Linked DNA regions of Mus musculus: regions 1 and 2 are each linked to region 3. A link is a loop called in an ENCODE intact Hi-C map of the cell type or tissue named here. Cell type or tissue: gastrocnemius. All regions are shown on one strand.

The links. A loop is a pair of places that touch in the nucleus more often than their neighbours do. Peaks named below come from ENCODE experiments on the same cell type or tissue, not always from the same donor. Only the 100,000 strongest peaks of a DNase experiment are listed, where the experiment ranks them.
Region 1: a loop joins it to region 3, with 18 times the contacts of the local background. A loop is called at or near these places in 35 of 42 quality-filtered maps.
Region 2: it touches region 3 in a loop (4-fold over the local background); 14 of 42 quality-filtered maps call a loop at or near these places.

The regions. Positions count from the first base shown.
Region 1 is chr3:154,266,879-154,274,878 of GRCm38, forward strand. Slc44a5 (solute carrier family 44, member 5) reads left to right here. Exons shown (of 22, transcript NM_001081263.1): 22 at 3,105-4,844. The coding sequence ends at 3,208. Among named protein-coding and RNA genes, the nearest start is that of Lhx8, 60 kb to the right of the region's middle. In gastrocnemius, no CTCF peak of the experiment used is centred here; a DNase peak (open chromatin) is centred at 3,044; H3K4me3 peaks cover 236 bases.
Region 2 is chr3:154,325,270-154,333,269 of GRCm38, forward strand. It overlaps Lhx8 (LIM homeobox protein 8), which reads right to left and starts at 5,291. Exons shown (of 9, transcript NM_010713.2): 1 at 5,003-5,291; 2 at 3,086-3,172; 3 at 2,736-2,897. The coding sequence starts at 5,083. AI606473 (expressed sequence AI606473) reads left to right here and starts at 5,552. Exons shown (of 3, transcript NR_040387.1): 1 at 5,552-5,794; 2 at 7,090-7,236; 3 at 7,645-8,000. In gastrocnemius, no CTCF peak of the experiment used is centred here; DNase peaks (open chromatin) are centred at 3,049, 3,435, 4,315, 4,624 and 2 more places; H3K4me3 peaks cover 4,074 bases.
Region 3 is chr3:154,567,640-154,575,639 of GRCm38, forward strand. No RefSeq gene overlaps it. Among named protein-coding and RNA genes, the nearest start is that of Gm40186, 4.5 kb to the left of the region's middle. In gastrocnemius, a CTCF peak has its summit at 4,882 (motif pointing left); DNase peaks (open chromatin) are centred at 3,751 and 4,879; H3K4me3 peaks cover 1,117 bases.

The sequences.
Region 1 (8,000 bases), 300 kb before region 3:
ACATAAGCAGGAAGGTCTGTGTTCAGTCTCCATAACCAGTGTAAAAAGCAGGGCATGCTTAAAATCCCAGCACTGGGAGGCAGAAAGGTAGCTCCCAGCCCTCACTGGGCAGCCTGTTGGCGTAACTGGCAAGCTCACACTCAGGCCCACGAACAACCTCACCTCAAAAGGCAAGGTGGGCAAACGGCTCCTGGGGAATGATGCCTAAGTTTGGCCTCTGATTTCCATGTGCATGTGTGCACGCACACGCACACACACACACAAGCATGTCCCACCCATAGATATGTAAGTAAATAGGTAAAAGAGTTTAACCTTTGACCCTAGTGCTGGGAAGGGCAAAATGAGAAGACAGCAGATCCAAGGCCAGGCTGGGCTAGGAGCAAGACCTTACCTGAAGATCTGAAAGGCTTGAAATATGGAATGAAATCTTTGTTCTACTTTTTTTTTTCATGGAGTTAGTGATATGGGGCAATTTGTTACTTTCCAAAATGAATAGTCATAGAGATGAGAAGCCCCCAGAAAGAGCTTCAATGCGGTGGCTTTGGAAACTAAGGTCCTACGGCTCATTCAGTGTGAGGTGTGTGTGTGTGGTGGGGGTGGGGTGGGGTGGGCCTTTCTCCCAGGCAGAGACCGGTTCCCACCTTCTCCATCACCAGCATCGCATGTTCGCCTTATATTTGACACGCTAACACTGATTTTTCTGGTTTCTCCCTGTTCGACTCTCCACTTTGTAAAATCCTGGGTCCTTGTTGTGCGGCGTCTCCCTGCCATGGCCCCACCTTGGCCACCGATATGCAGGTGAAGACCTGGAGAGGAACGATGGATCTGCAGAGAAACCTTACTTTGTAACACCCAGCCTGCACAGCATCCTGACCAAGAAGCGTCCGGGTCCCCAGAGATAGAGTAGAGAAGCTCCACACAGGAGCTTTGTGAATTAGGTTGACGGCAATATGAAAATGTTGCTTTAGAGCAGTATTTCTGCTGGCACTTGGTACCATCTGAGGGACCAGGCATTTGATAGTGGCCTCATTGACTTTGCAGACTGCGGTCCCAAGTGCAAACACCTGTAGCCGACAATGTTTTAATAACTTTTATAACTTTGCTAGCCTTTCTTTTTTTTTTTTTTATAAGTGTATGTTTGTAAAGGGTATTCAGGCAGTTTTTTTTACAACACTATAAATGTGTGATCAATTAGCCATAAAAAATATTGAGTTGTAGTTGACCAGCATATGGTACTGAATTTGTAAATATGCTGCTATGGTTATAGTTACTGTTGAAGCCGGTGAACAACTTTCTAAAACTGTGATTCAACTTGTGTTCCTGGTTTCCTAGAAAGCATATTTCAAGTGGGTGAGTTAGTCCGTGACAAGCTGTAGAAGGGCAGGTCCTGTGGGCTCAGCACTAAACCTGCTGCAGGTGGACCGAGCCTGGAGCCTCATCTCTGTTTTATCGAAATGAGACTCATGCTTGGTTGAAGTCGGAGTTTGGGGATAACCTCTCCATTACTGTGAAGCTCTGGCCACCTGAGAATATCTGAACAGAGCAGAAATGGCTGCCTCCCTCACCTCTCGCCTCCCCTGAGCTTCCTCACACAGTCATGCAGAAGGCCCGTGGATTCTCCTTTGCATGGGCACGCCCAGGCACAAGGTCGAAGTTCGACTTTTAGTGAGGGAGGAAATCGGATGAAGGTTCAGAGCAGTGGCCTCCTATCAGGTTCAGAGCAGTGGCCTCCTATCAATCAGGTATCGCTTCTGGTGCTTCCTGGGGCTATGCATGTTTCAGATCAAGAGTTCTTGCATCACCACAGCCCCAGGGCTTAGAATGGAAGCTGGTTTGTTGTGGCCATGCCTAAATCTCACACGGTGCAGAAAAGTGGGAATTGGATTCGCACGCGTTGCATGCTTTTCCCTGTGTGTAGAATTGGGCCAAGTATAAAGAGGCCCTCCACAGAGCACAGGGTTAGCCGGTGCCCTTTTGGTTTTGACACTAAACTCACGTCAGATTGTCTATATATTATTAGTGCAATGTGTGGCCATCAATATAGCCCACGCATTTGAGAGTCTGAAATATATCCTTGTGTTATAAGTTGATATAAATGCTAATTTTCTTACCCTGAAGTGTGCGAACCTAGATTTAGAATGGTGGTATGGCATCTTCCTACATAGAACCAGTAATTCCAGAAGGTTTTCGAAGTATTGGTCCACAGGAGTCACTAGCTTCTTCTTGGCTTGCTTTATTGAGATTATTAGTCCCAAATGTCACCTGTCATTTTCTTTTTCCTTGATAACAGAGAAAAGCAATCACTTATCTATTTTTCTTGCATTTTAATAGTATTTTATTTACAGCCATGCAAGGACCTCAATAAAAATCTATGGCAATGGTGACATATAGTGAGCCTGTAGCTAGCTGCAGGGTCTACCTAACTCACGAGCTTGTGTTAGGATGTGGACCACTCTCTGGACCATGATAAGACCCTCTAGTTGATTCAGATACATGCAAAAGTTGTGAAGTTGGCTATAGATCAGATATAAGAAATTATCTGTCTGGTTTGCTGTGTTATAGTATACTCCCACTCAGAAAAATAGTCTCCGTTTGTTACTTCTATAATTAAAATGCATACAGTAAGAATGAATGTTGTTTTTGAGAAGAATTTTAGAAGCCATTTTTCTTACACAGCAATTAAAGTTTTTTGAAACACAGAGCAATATTTCCAGAACTGTTTATGGAAGGATTTGAGATCACACACAAAGGTCTCTTTGCCGAGGCTTTACAATCTAAATTGCCATTGGCCAAACAAAGGCAATTTGGAAATAGATGCTGTAATTTAGAAAGTGAATTTGGATGGGGAGTAAATGTTATTTCTTAAGTCATTCTATGGAAATGCTTGAACTGTCGCCAGAACTGACCTGGGACACAGAATGAAATGATATCTTATCGATGTAATAATAAGGGCTGATTGTTTTCTCATAGCTGTTTACAATGAACGCTGATGCTGTCTAAAGGAGCGATGTTTGGCGTTGCTGTGCAGCGGGTGGGCAGCAGGTGGCGATGTTGCTCCTCCCACCGCTTCGCTGCTCTATTGACTTTGCCCTCCTCCCTCCTAGTGGAAGACCTAGAAAGAAACGAAGGCTCTCCTTCAAGACCCTATTTCGTGACTCCGGCTCTAATGAACATTTTGCTGGAGCAGGGCAAGATCAAGAAGCAGTAGGAGAGCCAGCTGGATATCCTGCTGCCTGTGTCGCCTCCCACACTGTATCCGTCCAACACACCTTCCCGTAGTGCTTTGGTTGGGGACGTTCGTATCCCCGCCTTGCTGGCTTGCTTTTGCATCTTATACCAAAGCCCCACACTGTAGCCTGTGAAGCCATCAGAAGTCACAAGGGGATTGTTAATTACATGCAACATTTTTATACTAAGATCTTTCGTTTTGTAATTTATTATTATTATTATTATTATTATTATTATTATTATCATTTTTACAGAGAGTGACTTGGATGTTTTGAAAAAAATATTGAATACATTCATAATCTTTTTAATAGTAACTCCATGAAGGATACATGATCTAAATTGATAGCTCCTAGTGTATTTTTAAAGACGACAACTAAAAGACTTCTGTAGGGAAAATTGGTAATTAAAGCAAGATAAATGTTTTTTAAGGCCCTTCCCCGCCTCCTGTTTGACAGTCAACGGGTTAAGCGGACCACCCGCTTTGGTCTTTGCATCCTGTGAGAGCTGCCAGTCAGTCCTTCAGCCCTTACCACTCAATTCTCTCAGTGCCTTCCTGGCTGGTCAGTACTTCCCGGATCTTGTGAGCAAGTGGACAGACCTCGTTTGAAAGAAATTAAACTTTAAACCCTGCAATGCTGAGTGATGACAAGTCTCATGCTTCTTTTGTTTTGTTATTTTTGTTTTGTTTTTGATGTTTTGTTTGGCTTTGTTTTGTTTTGTCTTGCTCACTGACTGGACTCCACTAGCCATGACACTACCTTTGATATCCTCCTCATCAAAGGAGTACACTGTGTGATACAAACAATTCCCCTTGTGCCTAGTGGATATTCACAAATGGGTGCCACACGCAACACGCAACACGCAAAGCAGCCTGAACGAACATGTGTTGGATTTGTCTTTGTTTTTACTAAAAGAAGTTTTAAAGTATAATCTTTTCTATAGCGGTTCCTTTGAAATATGGGTCGGCATGCACACGTCTGGTGTCTCACCCATACCTGAAGGGGAAGCCTGTGGGAGTTTCACAGGGCAACTTTCCCTCTGAGGGGAAGCTGTGTGCTGGGCTGGAAAGCCCCATTACCTGTGGCTCTTCTATCCTGTTATGGATTGTCAGTTCCACTAACTTTTATACGAAACAACCTGTTTACCTGTCAGTTTTTTATTGTGCCAATAGAAACTGGAACGGTTTTTAATTCAGTTTTGAATAATTTTATGAGGATTGCTAAGTTTTAGGAGAACTTGACTCAGTTCACCAACTCAGCAAGTCACCCGAGAAGGGGATCAGTGAGAGTCAATCAACAATACCTACTGTTGTTTATTGATGGTTTGTTGAAAACTCACTTTAGATACCTTTATACCAAAAAGCTCCCACTGGCGCCTTGCAGTGTGGGCTCACCACCCCCTACCCCCACCCCACGCCACGCCTGGTGGTTTGGGCTCTGCTGAGCCCATGGTGGTGTGGGTTGTGTAGTTAGTGTGTCTCTGCTATGCAGGAACACTGAAAGCATAGGGTCTAAATACCTTTGATAGATAAAATGGTTGATATTTAATAAAATTTGTTGGTACTTATTGTATATTTGGCTTCTTCTAATAAAGATTTCCATAAGAGACAAATAAAAGGGCTGAACTTTGATTTCTTTAAGAGCACGCTCTCTTTCTTTCTTTCTCTCTCTCTCCGTGTGTGTGTGTGCGCGTGTGTGTGCATGTGTGTGTACATGCACATTTGTGTGGGAAGCTTGCATGTCACTCTTTCTCAGGCACCATTCATATTGGGTTATTTTGTTTTGTTTTGGTTGTTTGGAAGTGTTTCATTATTAGTATTATTGTTATTATTATTATTATTATTATTATTATTATTTATTTATTTTTAAAAGTGTTTGTGAAGATTTAGAACAAGGCCATTCATTCATCTTCTATTTACAGATTAGGCTGGGTTTCCAGGCCAGTGAGCCTCACAGATCTTTCTGTCTCTGCCTCCCCAGTGCTAGGATTATAAACAAGCACCATCCTGCCTGGTTCTTGTCTGTGACTTTAGTCACACACACACACACACACACACACACACACACACACACACACCCTGCCCAGCTTTGGTTTCAGACCCATCACATATCAACAGTACCTTCTCTGTACCAAGGATCAAGATCTTCAATATCTAGATTTATTTTAAACTTTTCTGTCACCATATACTGTTGAGTGAAACCGAATACAATTACATAAGTAACTAAGTCCAAGACAGATGAATAAAAGATGGATTGGGAGGGGTGTGAGCACCGAGCAATGGATTGGGAGGGGTGTGAGCACCGAGCAATGTATTGGGAGGGGTGTGAGCACCGAGCAATGTATTGGGAGGGGTGTGAGCACCGAGCAATGTATTGGGAGGGTGTGAGCACCGAGCAATGGATTGGGAGGATGTGAGCACCGAGCAATGACCTAGCCTACCGTCTGCTCACTGTCTCATTGAGTTTCACAAGGAGAAATGATCATTTCCAAGGAGAGGATAAATGTAAAGAACAACAAAAGGTTGTTCAAAACGACTCACAGTCGTTTTCTGAAGCAAGATTAAATGTACCTAGTGCTGCTCTATTCTAAGTTGGAACAGCATGGTTTTATGGGTTGAATTATGTGGTAAATCTTCACAGTTAATTTTCTTTTAAAATATAATGCATTTCTTCCAAAGATAATTCAAAACACTATTCCTACCTTTTCTAACAATCTTAAAGTGTTATAAATCTTGTAAGATATTTGTTGATATAGGTGGTGATTTTTAAAATTTGAAATAGAAACATATGCTGTGTTTTCAGAAGAAGTCTAAGTTTGGGCTCAGTACTAGTAATGCCTACTTTTGATAAAGCATTGATATTTGCAAATAAATTGTATGAGATTGATCTGCAACTGATTTGGCTTTTCTATCTGTCAAAAAACTTAAAGAGTTTACCAGGTATGATGGTTTGTATATGCTTGGCCCAGGGAGTGGCAGGAATAGAAGGTGTGGCCCTGTTGGAGTAGGTGTGTCACTGTGGGTGTTGGTTATGAGTCTCTTATTCTAGCTGCCTAGAAGTCAGTATTCTGCTAGCAGCCTTCAGATGAAGATGTAGGTCTCTCAGCTTCTCCTGCACCATGTCTGCCTGGATGCTGCCATGTTCTCACCTTGATAAAGACTGAACCTCTGAACCTGTAAGCCAGCCCCAATTAAATGTCCTTTATAAGAGTTGTCTTGGTCATGCTGTCTGTTCACAGCAGTAAAACCCAAAGTAAGACACCAAGGGTCCAGATTAGTTGACTCTGTTGGTCTTCCTATCACTGTAGGGGCTGGAATCCTTCCTCTTGTTCTTCCATAAGAATTCCCAAGCTCTGTCCACTGTTTTGCCTCGGGTGTCAGCCTCTGTCTGAGTCAGCTCGTGAGTAAGGCCTCTCAGAGGACAGACATGCTGGACTCCTGTTTGCAAGCACAACAGAATATCATTGATAGTGTCAGGGATTGGTGCATACACAGGCTAGACCTAGACCTCCCTGTACATATGTAGCAGATGTGCAGCTTGGTCATATGTGGGTCCTGAACAACTGGAGAGGGGGGCTATCCTTCCTAAGAGCTGTTACCTGTATATAGGCTATGTTCTACTGGCTGGGCTGCCTTGTCTGGCCTCAGTGGGAAAGGAAGTGGCTAGCCTTACAGAGACTTGAAGTGCCTGGGCAGGGGTTGGAGGAGGGGATACCCAGGGGACTCCCACCTGCTTAGAGGAGAAGGGGAGGGAGGGAATATAGGTGAAGAGTTGTGGGAGGGGTGACTAGGAGCCGGCATCGAACAGAATGTAAAGTGAATAAGTAAAATCTAAATTAACTTTTAAAAAGTTTACTAATATAGTAAAACCACATCATGGAAGGTTCTAGAATCACCTGGGATAACACAATGCATTTAAACTGGTATTAGAAAAAGGGCGCTGTACAATGATCCTTACCCTCTTTAGTGTATGGCCAGCCAACACCGTTCCAATGTGTATTCTTTTGCTCTTATAATGGAGCCTCAGGAAATTGCTCTTAAATTCTAACCAGGCAGAGTATTTATCTCCATTATTATCTGGTTCTGGATTGAGGGACATGCTTTATAGATCAGTCTTGCTTGGAATAAGATATGGGGACACAATTGAATGAAAGTCATTACTGCAGTCTGTGGTGTACCTTAACCTCTTTCCCAGTTGCTTGCAAATATTACTCGTGCATGTTTGTACTTTTAAAATACGGTTATAGGGTTACAATAATACAGTGTAATAAGCCATTAATTAAAATGTATGATCAATATCTCAGAGGCACTGAAATCCACAGATTTCTGTCTTATAATCTAATTTTCATTAACTTGATTTAATTCGGAAAAGAATTATATATAAAAATATATCAGGAATAAATTATTTCTTCAAAAATTATTTCTCATATATGTTTTTAATCTTGGAGCCAAAATGGGGATTGCAGACGTTTCTCTCAGGCTCCAGCTGAGTTGCTGGGGAAGCTCAATGACATCACTCGGGGAACACCAGTCCCATTAAGACAAATTCAAACCCCCTCACTCAGAGTTAGTTATGCCATCCAATATGAGTATCTGGATAAAGCCACAGGTAAAAAGGTCTTCTTACAATTTGCCAGGCCAGAGTGAAGCATCTCCCTGTTCACTGATGACTTCCCAGTTGCTTAGAAGAAAAGTTACTCAAGGCAGCAGAGAATCTGGGGATGTCTTCTACCATGGCGTCGTCTCTACAGAGAAAATGTGGGCTGTTGTGTTG
Region 2 (8,000 bases), 240 kb before region 3:
ACAGCTACAGAAAGCAAAGTGCCCAGGAGGAGGATGTTGCTAGCCCAAGGAATGATGGAGCCTCTGGAGATAGGAAGATAGCAGATTATAGGTGGTTTTAAATGCACCCAGGAAATATGTTTACTTGTACTTCAAGTAGTGAGACAGTGGCATTTAATAAAGTAGGGCACTCTAGACTTTGACATGGGAACAAAACAAATGACCACTGAGGTTACCTGAGGTGGATGCTGCCCCCCTAAACACTGCAGTTCAGTCCCCCAGTGGAGACGTGTGTCCAGCTGTGCTGGCCTGCAGTGTGGATCCTGACGTGTGTTGATCAGCAGACAGGGACTACGTAGGTTTGTGCTTTCACGCTAGCAGCCAGGGTGTTTTACTGACTGAAGGAAGTTACAAATGATACTCTGAAGGAAACACTGTGATTTCTAGCTACTTATGAACCTCTTCCCTAAGCAATGTTTAATTTCTGATGAAAATTTAAGTTTGGGTCTTTCTTCAAAAGAACTATCTGTTCACTATAGAAAAATAGTTACTTGGATTAAAATAGAATAAAAAGACATTAACCAAACAGAATACTTCCTGGAAGCAGAGATGTATCTTCCTCACATTTTCCCCTAAGTTGTATCCAGTCCAAGCATCTGGAACATCCACCACTGGAGGCCTTCTTTCAATCACACCAGGCTTTTGTTTTGTTTTCTAAAACAAGGCTTTAAAACAGAGGCTGGAGTCTCTAGCTCTACAAACACCAGACCCCAGGCCTGGCTTGACACCTTTCCTCAAGGTTTCTTTTGAAAAAGAGAAGAGAGCTGCTTAACATTCCCAGTCCTTGCCAGGGAATCAGGAGGGTGGGTGGGGGGAACTCTGGGAAGGTTCTGGAACCCTTTGCTGAACTAGCATTAATCCAATATGGCTCCACACCGGGCTAGGTTAGGACAGGACTGTAGAGGGCAACAACCACAGCTGACTCTTTTGTCTGACACTGTGTGGCTGCTCCACAGGCTGGTATTTTTTTTTCATAACCTCAAAAGCTACATCTATACTGGATCAAATATTTGTTACCAGTGAGAAGTTTAGATTCAAACGTAAGATTAAGGAGCTAGCCCTTCAGCTTGGGGTAGGCGTGCTGAGAATTCCGAGTGCTTAAGTGATTGTATGGTGGAAAATTTTCAGTTAACTTATAAATCCTAGTAGAATGTGATTGTGTGTAGAAAACTTTCCTAGGTAGACTCCTGTCCAATTACAAAAGAAAACTTCACAGCACCACATAGACACACAATTTTTATATAATATGAAGACAAGCATGAACAATGTATAAAATTATGCAAGGCCAATGCTAGTGTCTGAGGCAGAATTCAGACAATATTTTAATTTTACTGTGTAGTTATCTTCCACATCTCTGCTGTGAAATGTTGAAATTGTCTTAAGTCGGGTCCAGAAACACTGCTCCAGATTCTGGTAGTCACTGAGAGCCTTGTTTCAAACAAGAAGCTGTGTTGACTCAGTGCATGGTTTTGTGGACGAAGCGAAATGGGAAATGGGATTTTAAGAATGCAGATTTAAAGAGAAAGCCAGGTTAATTTTCCGAGCTTCAAGAATCAAATAAAAACATTAGAAAATGTTTTCACTCAAGCCTCTTTCCGTGTTTTATCTGGGCTCCAGGAAGTAATATTCACGGTCCACCCAAGAAAGCAGCCTTTGAATGTTGACATTAAGTTAAAGAAACCCACTAATTCACGTTTTGATCTTTTATTCTCTGTAATTAATCCTTCTGAAAACTGAAGCTCAAGGAGGGGGACAGAAAGTGAACTGGTTTGCAACTAATTTCGTATATTGGAAAGAATTGTTTTACATAGTGGTTTTTTAAAAGCTATTGAAGTTGGAAATCCAATGTGTTCAGATTAAGACACAGGGGACCAAGATCCTGCCTGACATGACACGGGTAACTGCAGCCTGCCAGAACCTCAACTCCAAAACCTCCCACCCCGAGTGAAATATTCTGAGAAAGTTAAACCAAATTAAGACAGTCAACTCTGAAACCACCCCGTGAAACACTTCAGCTGAGGGGTTTATATGTACACCTAACTTTACAGCTAGACTGGGTACCCCCCCCCCCAAACCCTGGTAGGACATAACATCACTGTGCTTAGCAAGATCTAGGAGGTACCGAAATGGCTTCTAAAGCTTTATATAAACTTTTGCTTTGGGAAGGTTCCAGGTACCGGTAAATAAACCTATGACCACGATGCCAGTAACAGTTCAAAACTAAACATCTTTAAAGGCACTTTACAGTGTTTTTAGTTACAGAAGGAGCCGCTGCGAGAGGGAATAACACACGGAACTGGGACTAGTTAGTCTCTGTAAGACAGCAGCACGGGTGTATTGGAGAGGAGGGACCAGTTTGCAGAGTACGGGATTTTTAAGTAAGTAAAAGTCTAGACTTGGAAAACAAACAAAAGCCTATACCAGAATGGGTGGTAGTTCCTCAAGTCCTTCTTTTGCTGCTGGTGACCGAGTCCTCCGCACACTCTTGGGGTGTGTGTGGGGGAACCCTCATTTACACTGTAGACCCTATCCCTAGACTTTCACAATAAGGAAAATCCTATGGTTCCATATCATACTTCTCGCTGTGGGCCTTAAGAGTGGTGGACTAATATGCTGAGAGGTTGACACGAAGTGGGGCACTTCCCCCCCGACCTTCACACTGACTCCGTCGGGGCTCGCCTGGCCCACCATCCTACCTTGAGGAGGTATTTGTCCACAATCTCCAGGCCGCAGCTGCTGCACACACACTTGCCTGGCGGGCACACGGAGCCCGAGGCCATGGACTGGGGCGAGGACGACGGGGAAAGCGGGGCCGAGGAGGAGCAGGAGTCCTCGTCCCCGGCTCCCTCGGGATTCACCTGCAGGAACAGCCGAGCACTGGCCTTTCACGTCCCACCTCCCCACGGGGCAGCCCAAGGACTGTCCTCCGTCCCCAGCCTTCCCCATCCGCACTGTGGGGTTCCCAGACCAGCAGGACCCCTGGAGCCCCGCGCCCCGCCCCGCCCAGGGAGCTGGGGGTCCCCACTCGGGTCGCCGCCCCACTCACCAGTCCTTCTTCCCCAGCGCCTTTGCGGGTCCTCCCGGCCGCCAGGGCTGCAGGCCGCCCGCACTCCTCCGACATGAGCCCGGGGCACTGCGCCGCGAGAGCGGGAAGGCAGGGAGGGAGACAGCGGTCAGGAGCCCGCGGCGAGCACGCGGCGCCCCGCAGCCCGGGCCCCACCGCGCTCTTGAAGGGCGCGCACGAGGGCGGCGCGTGCGAGCGCCGGCACCTGAGCCCGGGCGCAGCTGGCCGGCCAGCGCGCAGCCTCCCTGGGCCGCCGCCGCCAGCGGGCGACTCGAGGACTGCGCGGCCGCTGCTCCCGGCTCGAGCCCCGCGCTCACCCCGGCGCGCCGGCCCCCGCCCCCCACCGGGGGTACCCAGCTAATAACCGGCCTCGGTGCACAAAGCGATTGCTTTCTAGACGTCAATCACCCGGGAGCGGGGAACACCCGGCTAAAGGGGGCACGGGGCGGGGGGAGGTGGAGTGAGAGAGAAGAAAAGATGACTGAGGAGGGGGTGGGGAGAGAAACTTGATTTCTTTAATAACCTCAATTAAAAGAGCAAGACACACATATATTTTTTAAAGGGGGGGCTTTTTGAATAGGATAGCCCAAAAGGTGAAGAGGTTTAATCGGATACTTGAAAGCTAATTACAGTGGGATTTAAGAAGCCTGGTGTTTGTTCCGACAATTTGAATGAAAATGCTTCAGATTAAACGGAGCCAGCAGCTCTTTGGTAAACTTGAAGCAATTAGAACCGTAAGCGATTTACACTGGTTTCTTTAAGGTGTGAATTGCCACTTAGTGCTCAGTAAGTCAACATTTTAGCTACTAAAGGATTAGTTTTAACCAGTGCAAAAGCGGGCCGAATAATGGAAATATCCAGCTGAATTTAATTTGTTCCATTAAAAAAAAAAAAAAACTCACCCAATGCGGGTCAGAATATTTTAGAGCACGCGGACGCGTCGCTCAAGTGTCCCCAATCCCTGGCTGCACTTTCAGTTTTGTTCTATAAACGAATGCAATCTCTCTGAGAAGTCTAGTTTAGGGCGAGTGGGTCCGCGGATTCCAGCAGCCCACACCCCTCGCTTTTGCGTCCCTTTGTCTCCTTTTCCTCTGTCTTCCGAAAGCTCCAGGTGAGCCAGCGGCCGCACGCCTGGGTAGCCCCGGCGCAGCTGCTCCCGGGCGCGTCTTCGTGGACAGAAAGCATCCAGACAGAAACGCTACCCGCAACCGTCAGACAAACACGAAGCCAGCACTACTCTGCCCATGTCCAGCCGATACCCCCACCCCGGCCCTGCTCTCCAACAGTTTAGGAACCGAGTTCCACCATAAAATGCGAGCACCCACGGGTCTTGCCTCCGGAGTAGGTGACAGCTTGCCAGGTCTCCCCGTTAGGCTCGCCTCGTACTGCGAAATTTGCCCTTTTGGTATTTCCAACGAAATCGTTCTTTTGTCCCTTTCTAAGAGCGGGCGGGCCCTGGAAGACTCAAGTCCCCAGGTCTGTCGCCGCCGGGTCTCAAGCCCCACATTCACCTTATCCGTGGCAAGAGCCAGCGTTCAGCAGAGCGCAGCCATTGGTATCTGGTGCCCTGAGACAAACACCTAGACCCCCGGCCCCTGCCCCAGACTGCCGCGAACAGCCCGTCACGTAGAATACAAGCAGGACTCACGTTGCCCCGTGAGCGTCTTAGGCTCCAGGTTTCGTCTCCCAAATTAGAGTGTCCATGCCTTAGGTTAAGTGAGCCCGTGGGGAGGGGACGGAGTGATTACTACCTAACGCTACTACGTAATAAAAAAAATTGTCAGGTCTGGAGACGAGGCAGTGACAGGTAGTTTCCCAGCCTGGTTTAGGGGCCGGACAACTCTCTTCTCTCAAGGAAACTCCTATTCAACAGATCCCGCCCGGTGTAGGCTCGCTTACCTTCTCGCGGGGAACCGCCAGCTCCGGCACTTCCTTTCCCTCCAGCTTACACACAAACATCTGATCGCTCTTCCAATACATGGCCCCGCAGGCGCTGCTCGTCACATACCAGCTCCAGAGGGTCAGAGGCTGTGGGTGTCCGCAGTGTCCCCTCCTCCGCCCCCAAAGGCCAAGGAAAGCTAACAGGCAGAACAGCGATGCCACCAGTGTGTCTTGTTCCAAAAAGGCCACAGTGACCGTAACCACTCTCTGACCCACTGTTCTTCCTCTCTCAGCCACACTAAGGCCTGTCCCTCCAGGAAAAGAGGGAAAGTTGTGTTTTCCAGAGGGTGGAACCTCGCAGAGAGGAGGGGGTGTGGGGGAAAAGTCTTTTCCTGAAGGGACAGCCTCACCTCCTTATGAAAAACCCGCCTTCTCTACATGTTAAGATCTTTATCTGCACCAGACAACTTACTCTGAGTTCAGTGTTAAAGGTGGGGGGGAATTGCGGATGTCCGTTAACTTGCCTTTTTTTTTTCTTTTTAAGAATAAGCTTTCTGCCTCTGAGTTGTCTTTAAATTCTCGCTCCCCAGCCAAAACCTAAACAAAGATTCGGGTTACAGCTCTTTCAGCGGCTCACGGAGGGAAAGCGGAGGTCTTCTGGATTCCCAAGTCTTAGGTCTCCCTAAATGCGCACCAATGGTTCTCTCTACATTTTCGAAAGGTTTTCCCGTTAAGATAATGAAGGGACAAACGAAGGACTAGATTTGATTCGCGACTAGATTTGAAATCAAGGATACAAGAAAAACGAAAGTATGTTACGATTTTTTTATTTTCTTTAATTCTAGACAAACGGTATGCCATAGATAGACTGCTGCGCACTCCACATTCCCGTGCTTAAGTGTGAACGTTTGAATGTGAGTAGGGTAGAGATAATTTTTATCTGAATTGGAAAGTGTGAGGTTTTTTGTTTGTTTGTTTATGAGGTCTCACTTTGTTTATAGAAGAAAAATTTTGTAAGAAGTTATTTTTTAATTACTTTTATTTATTTGTCCCTTTAGATAAGCAAAAGAGAAACGTTTGGAATTTAAGTGATATAAGAACATCCTGGAGTCAGTTTCTCAAGCCTTATAACAAAACCATGCTTTTGTTACCTTAGTTAGACAGAAATATATGTAGTGAAACACAAGGAAGAGCAATCTTACTCCCTTGTCTTATTTTAGCGGGAGAAGAAGAACCCAGACCAGCCATCAGGGGTAGTGGAGGGGCCAGCAGCAACTAATGCTGACCACACTTTCTCTGGACAAAATGAGCATTGGGGTGGGCAGGGATTAAAGGTTTTCTTTGATTGCCCCTTTCCTCCTTAAACACAGAGGACGTTTGAACATACGCCATCTCGGCTCTCCTTTTCAGCCATTACATACACTTTCATATTAGCACCCTCTGGCCGATGCCCATCAGGAGATCTCCATTAAATTTAGCGTGGAGTATGAGGGACCTGAGATTTAAGAATCGACTGTATTCTGGTAAAGCATAGAACGGTGGAGGTTTGGACCGACTGCCCGAAAAGCTAAATAGTGGTTGTTGTTGCTGCTGCTGCTTCTGTGGCTTCTGCTGCTGATTTTCGTCAAAAGCGAAAATCAGGAGTGGGTGAGGGAATCCACATAATAAAGTATTTTCCATACGATTCTGATCAGAGATGAGAGAGAGAGAGAGAGAGAGAGAGAGAGAGAGAGAGAGAGAGAGAGAGAGAGAGAGAGACTGGTGCGGAATGCTGGCTCCAGCAGGTCGGGCGTTGGACCGACTCCCTGGATGAGGAACTAAAACTAGAGTCTAGCTTGGAGAATTACTTACAGTCTTTTGTGCTAAGTATTGCAACGTAACTCTGAAGTTCCCTTTGCCTGCTAGCGAGAATGGTCTGTGCCGGTCATCTGGAGAGCCCAGCGCGCTAGAGCTTTTGGGGGACATAGGGAGGGGGCGCCGTCGTGTACGCCGCCTTTCCACCCACCCTCGCCTAATCAGGCTGCTCTCAATCAGGTTTTCAACATACTAATCTTGATCTGAGAGCTCCTATCTCTGCATAAGTGGAGGAAATGATTCTTTTTTAGAGGCTTCCGGGCTTAGAGAAGGAGGACGTCAGACTGGAGTCTAAAGGGCTGGTCTGGCGTCCGCCCTGCTCCCGGCGCCCGGCGGGACTGCGAACTCACCAGCAGCATAATTGCCTGTGTCCAGCGCGCTCCAGGGGCTACCCCGTGGTAAGTGCGTTCCCTGTCCTGGCGACCGACCGAGGCTTTGGCTTAGGGTTTGGGCTGGAGATGGGCGGAGCAGAAAGTGAAAGTTTTTACTAGGAAAGTCAAGGCTGAGTTGTGGGGTCTTGGGCCTAATGACCTTCTGACCCTGCATATACCACTTGCTTAAAAAATGTTTAGCTTCTCCATGCCCGCAGGCAAACTAGAACTCACTGCTCCTCGGATCAGACAGAGAAAAAGTTCGCCTTCTGTTCTTTCCACATTTAAGTGTTTGAGGTAAAATTTACAAAGCACTTTTCTTAAAAAAAAAAAAAAAAATCAGAATGAGAGTTTTAGCCCCCGCACGCCAATTGAGATCAATTTTGAACGAAACACAGTAAAAATGTATATATATATTATCTTGCTTGTCTGTAGGTGGGAAAATAAATCGGCCGTGCCTTGTTGGTGCCTTCCTATTGGACTGAAATTTCTAGAAGCCACTGTTCATCAAATGAAAACCAGAGAGGAAGGCCCACTAGGAGGTCGGCCAACACCCTGGATTTCCTGGCTCTCTCAAAGGATTGAATGGGGTAGGAAAGAAAACTATGTCTGTTCCGGGGCTGTGCGGCTCGCTTGCAAGTTCGGAGGCACTAAGTGTGCCCTGCTAAAACCTTGGGGTGGGGTGCAGGAAAGGGTCTGGAGCCCGTCGAGCCAGGCCTTCGTCTAGGACCCGAGAAAGAGAATCTACCTGACACTCAGAGCTTCCACCTTGGCGAAGAGCTCCCTAATTG
Region 3 (8,000 bases):
AATTACCCACTCCATTCAATATAAACAGGATCATAATTCATATTCTAGAGTCTACAGTGCATTTGAAAATGCCCAGTGCAAACATGAAAATAGTGTGTAGATTTTTTTTTTTTTTTTAGCATTATTACCCATGCCTAGTTCCTTGGTCTCCAAGTGAGTTTTTGTAAAGAAATAACTAATTCTTACTGATAACTTCCAGGTAATGACAGCAAGGGTACTTCTTGGAAAAGGCCTGAACTTTTCAACACCTTGTGCAGTAGAATACCTAAGATATTGTAAAGGGAATGGGGATTGTACTATTACACAAAGTCTGTCCTGGTGGCTGCGTCTGCTGCACAGCGATTTGAAATCAAGCGTTCCTCTGTGGCTCAGGGGGCCACAGCGATACAGGCTAGAAGCGCCCAGTCAATATGAAGACTAGAAGACAGGTTATATATCGGAGGCGCCTCAACCCCGAGGCCCGCCCCCAGCTCTGGGTGCCTGCCATGTGCTCATGTTTGGGGAGAATTAATGAAACTGAACTGAGGAGAAATTGAAAGCATACTGTTTCTTTCACATTCGTAAAATTAGAAAAGGTGACAACGTAGGTCCCGTGAAGGCTACGTCCCCAACCTTCTCTTGCATCATGCTTGATGACCACGAGCTGAAATGACCCCTCCTGTTAAAACACAGGTTTTCTGTTTAAAGCCACAGTCTCAGGCACCAGACATTTCTAACTGCTGGGAGGTCAGGCAGGTTTGCCAGACATGGTCAACTCACTGCTCCGTCAACTTCAGGGACCTCACCGTGGCTTCGAGAAGGATCTCTCTCTCTCTCTCTCTCTCTCTCTCTCTCTCTCTCTCTCTCTCTCTCTCTCTCTCTCTCTCTCTCTCTCTCCTTTCCCCATTTAATACAATAATATATAATCATATATAATCCTTCAGGACACAAAAGTGATTCACTTTTTTTTTTTTTTCCAGAAAGGACTTCTCTTTTGTTTATCACAGTAGATTCTCAGGCTTCTGATGTAGCTTTTAGCAGATGTAGCTACAAAAACAGAGGATTCGAAACATTTTCCGGCAATGTTTTGTTAAGGGCGGAGTGCTGAAGGAAGGCAAGGCAGGATTGCCCAGTAGCGGTTACCACATTAAGAAATCCGGCTTTTAGGGACGAAATGAAAAGGCACCCGAGCATCTCAGCTGTGTAAATCATTACTTTGATGTAAGGAGGTGTTTAGCATTTGTGTTTAAAAGCTTGTGTCACCAACATGTGCAAATGAATTCCGCAGAATCTGCTTAATTGATTTTTTTTTTTATCTTCAAGAGCAAATTTGGGGATAGAAAGGTGATATTATGGGCTTCGGATATCAAAACTCAGCACAGCCTTAGAAAGAATTCTCTTCAAGCACAGCAGAGAGAGGGTGGGGGCAAAGACTCAGTAACTGACCAACGGCTATCTTGTGTTTGCAACAAATAAAGCTATTAGATACATATCCGTGTGGTTTAGAGAAAAAAAGAGTAATTTAAAACAAGCTTTGAAAACCTAATTTTAAAAAACTACGACAAAATGAAACTTTGTAAAGCACAGGCATTTAAGCTTCTTGGAAATAGTAATCAGTGAGACAAAGACTAAAAAGCCAAGAGATGCAGAATTTATAAATGAAAAATGGGAAGAAGTGAACGTAATAATAATAATGATGATGATAATAATAATAATAATAAATACGGGTTTATAATACAGGGTAAAATGAGAATTACTTTCCTAACATAAAACTTGCTGTAATTAATTTAAGAAACATATTATTTACTTAGGCATATTGAAATATACAAAACCACGTTCAAATGTATGTTTGAGTCTAGCTATGTGTTTAATTTGGAAGGAACACACGAATGTTCTAGTACACTCATTGCTACCAGAGTAATTATTTATGAAGAATAAGCCATGATGACAAACTTCATTACTCAATAACATTGGTAAACATTAAAATATTTAAAGAATAATGTAGTACATTATGGTTCATTCTATTTAAATGTCACAATCATAGCAGCCTTTATGCCTGTATTTCTTTGAATTGCTAGAAATTGGTGTGCTGCTCATGCAAGCTGATATTATAGTCATATGACCTAATTAAACATTGGGATTCATATTTTAAATGTATAATTACCAGAGTTGTCATTTTTAAAAACGTAATTACTGCTTTCTACATTAGTAGCAAAACTTGGCATTCCCGTCAACAGGGCTGTGGAAAGTTCCTCCGCAATGTTTGTCTTTTCTTGTTGTAAAGAAACAATGGAAATAATTTTGGTGTGGAAACTCTCTTTAAATATTATTTTCCCGGAACAGATTTCTGTCTTTTAACACTAAGGATTTCTGCTCTCAGAATTGTACAGAGCTGCCTTATGCATTTTGCTGTCATTTGTAATCCATTCATCCTTGTTGATAGAAACACATTTCATTCCAAGCGTTTGGGGAACCCACAGACAGCACCGGTGTGATATGTAAGAGATGCGGCTCGCTTCCATTATTTTAAAACAGAGCCGGCTCAATGATTTGGGGCTTTGGGGAAGAATTCTTCATTCCTGAATTGCTCAGAATCAATCACAACGGCCTCTCCGTTATTTCAATATCGCAAATCCCTTCTGATTAGCCCTCTTTAAAAGAGATGAACTGGCTTCAGGATTGTTTGGCCCTGTTGGAAGCCCTGTCCTGGAGAATGACAGATGATGTAATTAAATTGAATCGTGTGTTTTCCGTAGAAAGAAAGCATGACTTGAGAGCCAATGTGGACGATCCCCTCATTCCTATATTTAGATTGCTCACGTCAACAGGGCAGCAGGCCACTGACCAACAACCGAGGCTCGGGATCACATGAAGCCTTTTTAATTTTTTAAAACAATGGAAAGATTAAAGAAAGAGAAGTAATAGAAAGAAAGAAAGAAAGAAAGAAAGAAAGAAAGAAAGAAAGAAAGGAAGGAAGAAAGAAAGAAAGAAAGAAAGAAAGAAAGAAAGAAAGAAAGAAAGAAAGAAAGAAAGAAAGAAAACGGCCGATGAAATAAATGTCCCCACTTGAAGAGCTATCCTTCACCCCCTGAGTGAAAGAATGCCCCTTTTCCCATTTAGAGGATTGATTTACCCAGAGTGCAATATAGAAACGTCTGCAGAAGCAGTTAAGCTTAGGACCCAAGGAGGAGCCCCGCCAGAAAGTAAGCGCTCCAAGTTCACGGAGGGGCGCCTGCCAAATTCCTCTGTTAGTTTGTAAGTGAAAATACAAATGCGATATTTAGCAAAACTGCTCCTTTGTCTTTTAAATGGGACGTGTAAACTAGAGATTATGCGGGCGAGCCAGATCTTACTTGAGCTCCATCTAGCAGCTAGTAGCAAGGAGGTAAGTCATCGCCGGTTTCTCAACATTTGATCGCACATGTTTACAGGAAGGGCAGAGCTTCTAACCAGTCTCCCCTCCCAGTCTCTCTTAGCTGATTTCCACTTTCACACAGCCAAGCCACAACCGTTGTCTTACACTCTAGCTGTGATGTACTTGGAACAATCTTTGCTCTACTGAGTTGAAAGGGTCCTATTGACACTTCAGCTTTAGAATCTCAGAGAAAACCAGTGTTGCAAAGACCCTCGAAACGGAGATATCAGAAATTCCCTGGAGGGTCTGGAAGGACGCTGAGTTAACAGTGAGGGCTGCATGCACAGCCAGAGTTTGCTCTTTAGCAAGAATGTAAAAAAATCAGGCATAGTCCTGTTTTGTAACCCCAGCACTAGGGAAGTGGAGACAATGGACTCCCTGGGGTCCCCTGGCCAGACAGCCTAGAATAACTGGTGAGCTATTGGCCAAGTCAGCTACCCCATCTCAAAACAGGGTACACAGTGCCTGAGGAAAAACATCTGAGGCTGACCTCTTGCCTGGTCAGCATATGGACATGTGCAACCACAAAACCACATATTCACCCACACACTTAGAATGGCCATTTGGAATGGATAGCGGTGCATTCTTTAGATTGGATTGTTAAATGTAGATATTGAAGCATTTTGTTTGCTCAGTGTTAAGCATTATAATGAGCATAAAGATCGAAAGGCCCATATGAAACGTGGGAGCTTTGTACTCATAGAAGAAAACAATTTAAGGCGAAAATCTATATAGTCCGGATGAATTTGGCTATAATTATCTACTCTGTCCAGAACACTTGTAGATTCAATACAGATGTATTGAAACTGTAATTTCTCTAGAAGTGCATGAGTGCATTTGCATGCACGCACACACACACACACACACACACACACACACACGCGCGCGCGCACACATACATACACAGGCATGCACACATACACATACATAAGCATTAACACACAGATTCATCTTTGAAATTGCACAAATAGGATTACAAATTTTTACTTACATACCTAATAAGTGAAATGTACTTAAAAATATGAAAGTGAACAGAACAATTTTAAGTACACACACAAACACAGACACACACACATACACATAGACACACACACATTCATACAAGAAGCACACAAGACACACACATACACACAGATGTACACATACACACACACACACACACACACACACACACACTCACACAAACACACACACACACCTCAGACTAAACACTGAAGCACTTGTTTTTAGTGTTCACTTTTTTAATGTATCAGCTTCAAATATTCCTGATAAATAGCTTTTTAGTATTAAAACACTAAATGACTAAAATATTATCATTTTGCATATAATTACTATAAAAATACAATAGAAGTTGGTTTCATAATGTCTTTTGAAAAAATAAACCTTTGGAATATTGTAGGACTGTAAATAAAGCACAGCCAAGCTCTTGAACTTCACCGGCGCCTCCTAAGCCGCTCTAGGACTGTGCGTGCTACTCTGCCACCTGGTGGCCGATGTAGGCAGTTACTCAACGTTCTGTTCACCCCTTTCTTGCCCGCTCTCTGTTTTGTAAAACGGGTTAATTAAACTTTCCTCTGACATCATGCCATTCTTGCTGCTGTAGGAGGCATTGATAGTTTCTGCCACTCCAAAGCAACACACAGACAAAACAGGTGGCGTTAGGAGCCTGTTGTTTCCTTTTTGTTGTTGCTGTTGCTTTGGTTTTGAAGAAAGGGTTTCTCTGTGTCGCCCTGACTGTCCGGGAACTCTCTGTAGACCAGGCTGGCTGGCCTCAAACTCAAAGATCTGCCTGCTTCTGTCTCTCGAGTGCTAGAATTAAAGATGCTTGCCACCACTGTCCAGCTAAGAAGTCTCATTTCAAATATTAGAATTAAGTTTATTTGTAACTATGTGAAATTTTAAGCTAAAGATAAACCATTGAGAAAATAATTTTAAAGGAGAGAATTCTGTTATAATTTTAATTTAAATTAAAGGCATACCACCACCAGCAGGCAGGAACTTATTGTTAAGATGAGGAAATTCACTAAGATTTTTGATCTCTCCTTGTTGGCTTTCTCTAAAGACATACACGGAGTTTGTTTTAGTCCCATCGTGCCTTGGAGAGAGGCTGAGAGTTAGTCATTATAGCTGAGAAACAAAGGGCTGCGTTAAGTGCTATCATGGACAACACTCCAAGGCTTTAATGGGAGCTTGTCACTGCTGTGTCACAGAGAAGAAAGAAGAGGAAGGCACTCCTGCCAGTGTGTCCTGAAGGTGAGATGAGCTACAAGGTACAGCCTTGGAATAGGATCATTTGTTAATAACTATCACGCATGATGAACAATGTCATAATTATATATAAAAATAACCTACTGTCACAAGTGCAGAACCTAGAGGCACAAATACCAAAGGGGCCAGACTCATGGGCTGGAGATTCACAGAATGAGGCTGGAGTATCTTCTTGTTTGTGCAAGACAAGAACACCTGGAAAGCACACAGGGGCAACCTGGGGACTCCGTGGGCTACACCTGGGACAATGTTAGCATTAACATAAATGCTAACAGCAATGACTCTTAGATCACTGAATAGAATAACCCATTTGACAAACATATGTGTGTGTGCGCGCCTTAGTACACATGCATGCATGTGTCACGGGATAACAGGAAAAGAAATAAAGGAGCAATCATGTCATAACTGATTTGGATATTGTGAGTCCATAGTAAGACAGGTGGGCGGGACTTTGATCTAAAAAAAAAAAGCAGGATGTTTATAAATTCCAAAGTGTAGGCGTTTGCAACTCCCTCTTTCCAGCGTTTTTCATTATATTCTGGGAATTAGACACGAGTACTGTATTGCATCATTTCCATCTCCAGCCCCTAGCTCCTCCCCTGCCCTCACACCCACTCCTTCTCAACTTCATGTTCTCTTTAGTTATTATTGCTACATATGTACAACCTGCTGAGTCTAGCCAGAGTTGCTCGTATGTTCATGTGTTTAGAAATGATGCTTTGACACTGAATCACCCACCAGGGGTTTCTTTCCTCGAGAAGACTGGTTCTCTCTTAACAGCCATTAATTGCCTGTTGCTCTTAATGTGGGTGGAGCCTTGTTAAATTTCCCCCAGCCCTGCTGGCTTGTGAACTGGTGGTATTATTGTGCAGGTTGTCAACATGACTTTATCGGGTCTTGGCCATGTAGTTATATCATTAATGGAAACACAGTTGTCTATCCACATTGGTAGGCTATGGAAAAGAGTGCCTCTGTATTGATCACTAAGTCCTTCCCTTGTTATTATTCTGTAAGCATTTATAGGGTATAAGGCACTATAAGCTATCTCAATGTGTTTTAACACTTATGGGAAGACATATATGGGCACATGAAAATACAATGCTATTTTATATAGGAGTGGGAGCATCCGCCGATTTTGGTATCCACAGGGATTCCTGATCATATCCCCCCCACATAGAGTGCTTGCCTAGCATCCATGAGGCATTGTTCAATTCCAAGTACTACCGGGTGCCATGATACGAACTTAATTCCAGCATCCAGAAAATAAAGACAGGAGAATAAGGAAATTGTGATGGCTATTCAAGCTTGTCATCTTGATTATATCTGGAATGAACTACAATCCAGAAATGGAGTCACACCTTTGACCTAGATCCTGAGGCTGGAAGACACAAGCTTTTGATCCAGATCATGAGGTGGGATGACACATTCTCTTAATTTACATAGACACACACCTTTAATCCAGATCTGGAGGCACACCTTCAATCTGGGCCATACCTTCTGCTGGAGGCCTGTATAAGGACAATGGAAGAAGGAAGGGTTCGTTTTTCTTTGCCTGCTTGCACTTACTTGCCAGCACATCTGTTGGAACCTACTGCTTCAGGATTCCAGCTTCTACAGAAGCCCAGCTGAGACACCCAGCCTCCTGGGGCTGAGCAAGTGCTTTATTCTTGGACTTCCCAGTCACAGCTGGCCATTGTTGAGTTAGTATGGACTGCAGCCTATAAGTCATTTACACACACACACACACACACACACACACACACACCCATACACACACACACACCCATATACACATGTATGTATGTATTCATTCCATAAGCTCTGTGACACTAGAGAACTATGACTAAGACAGAAGTCAAGGCTATACAGAGAGTACAAGGATAGCCTGAGGATACACAATGGGTCCTCCCTCAAAAAGAATAGGCAGAGTTCTGTACATCTTGAGTATATTCTGAGATGCGTCCAGGCACTTGATCATACACGTGGGTGTATACTATCTAGACTCCATGGGAGAGGGGCACACATAATCACCCTGAGTGAGGGGTAAGCAGATTCTCAGAGTGTCCATTTTCTTCAGTTTTGAAATGATTTCAATATAAAAATTTAAAAAGGGTCGCTGAAAAATAACCAGAGAGGCCATGACACCATTAGTCACAAAGCATATCTTAGAATTCTTGGTTCTGGGAATCTTGTCGTCTTGTCAGGAGAGCTGTCTGTGCTGGTTATTTTCTTGGCAGGAAGATGAGGTGCCTGGATGCAGCACATGCAGAAGGCAGGTCCTTTGTGGCTCACAGTCTAAAGGGACACACCTTACTGTGGTGAAATGTGGCAGACTTCA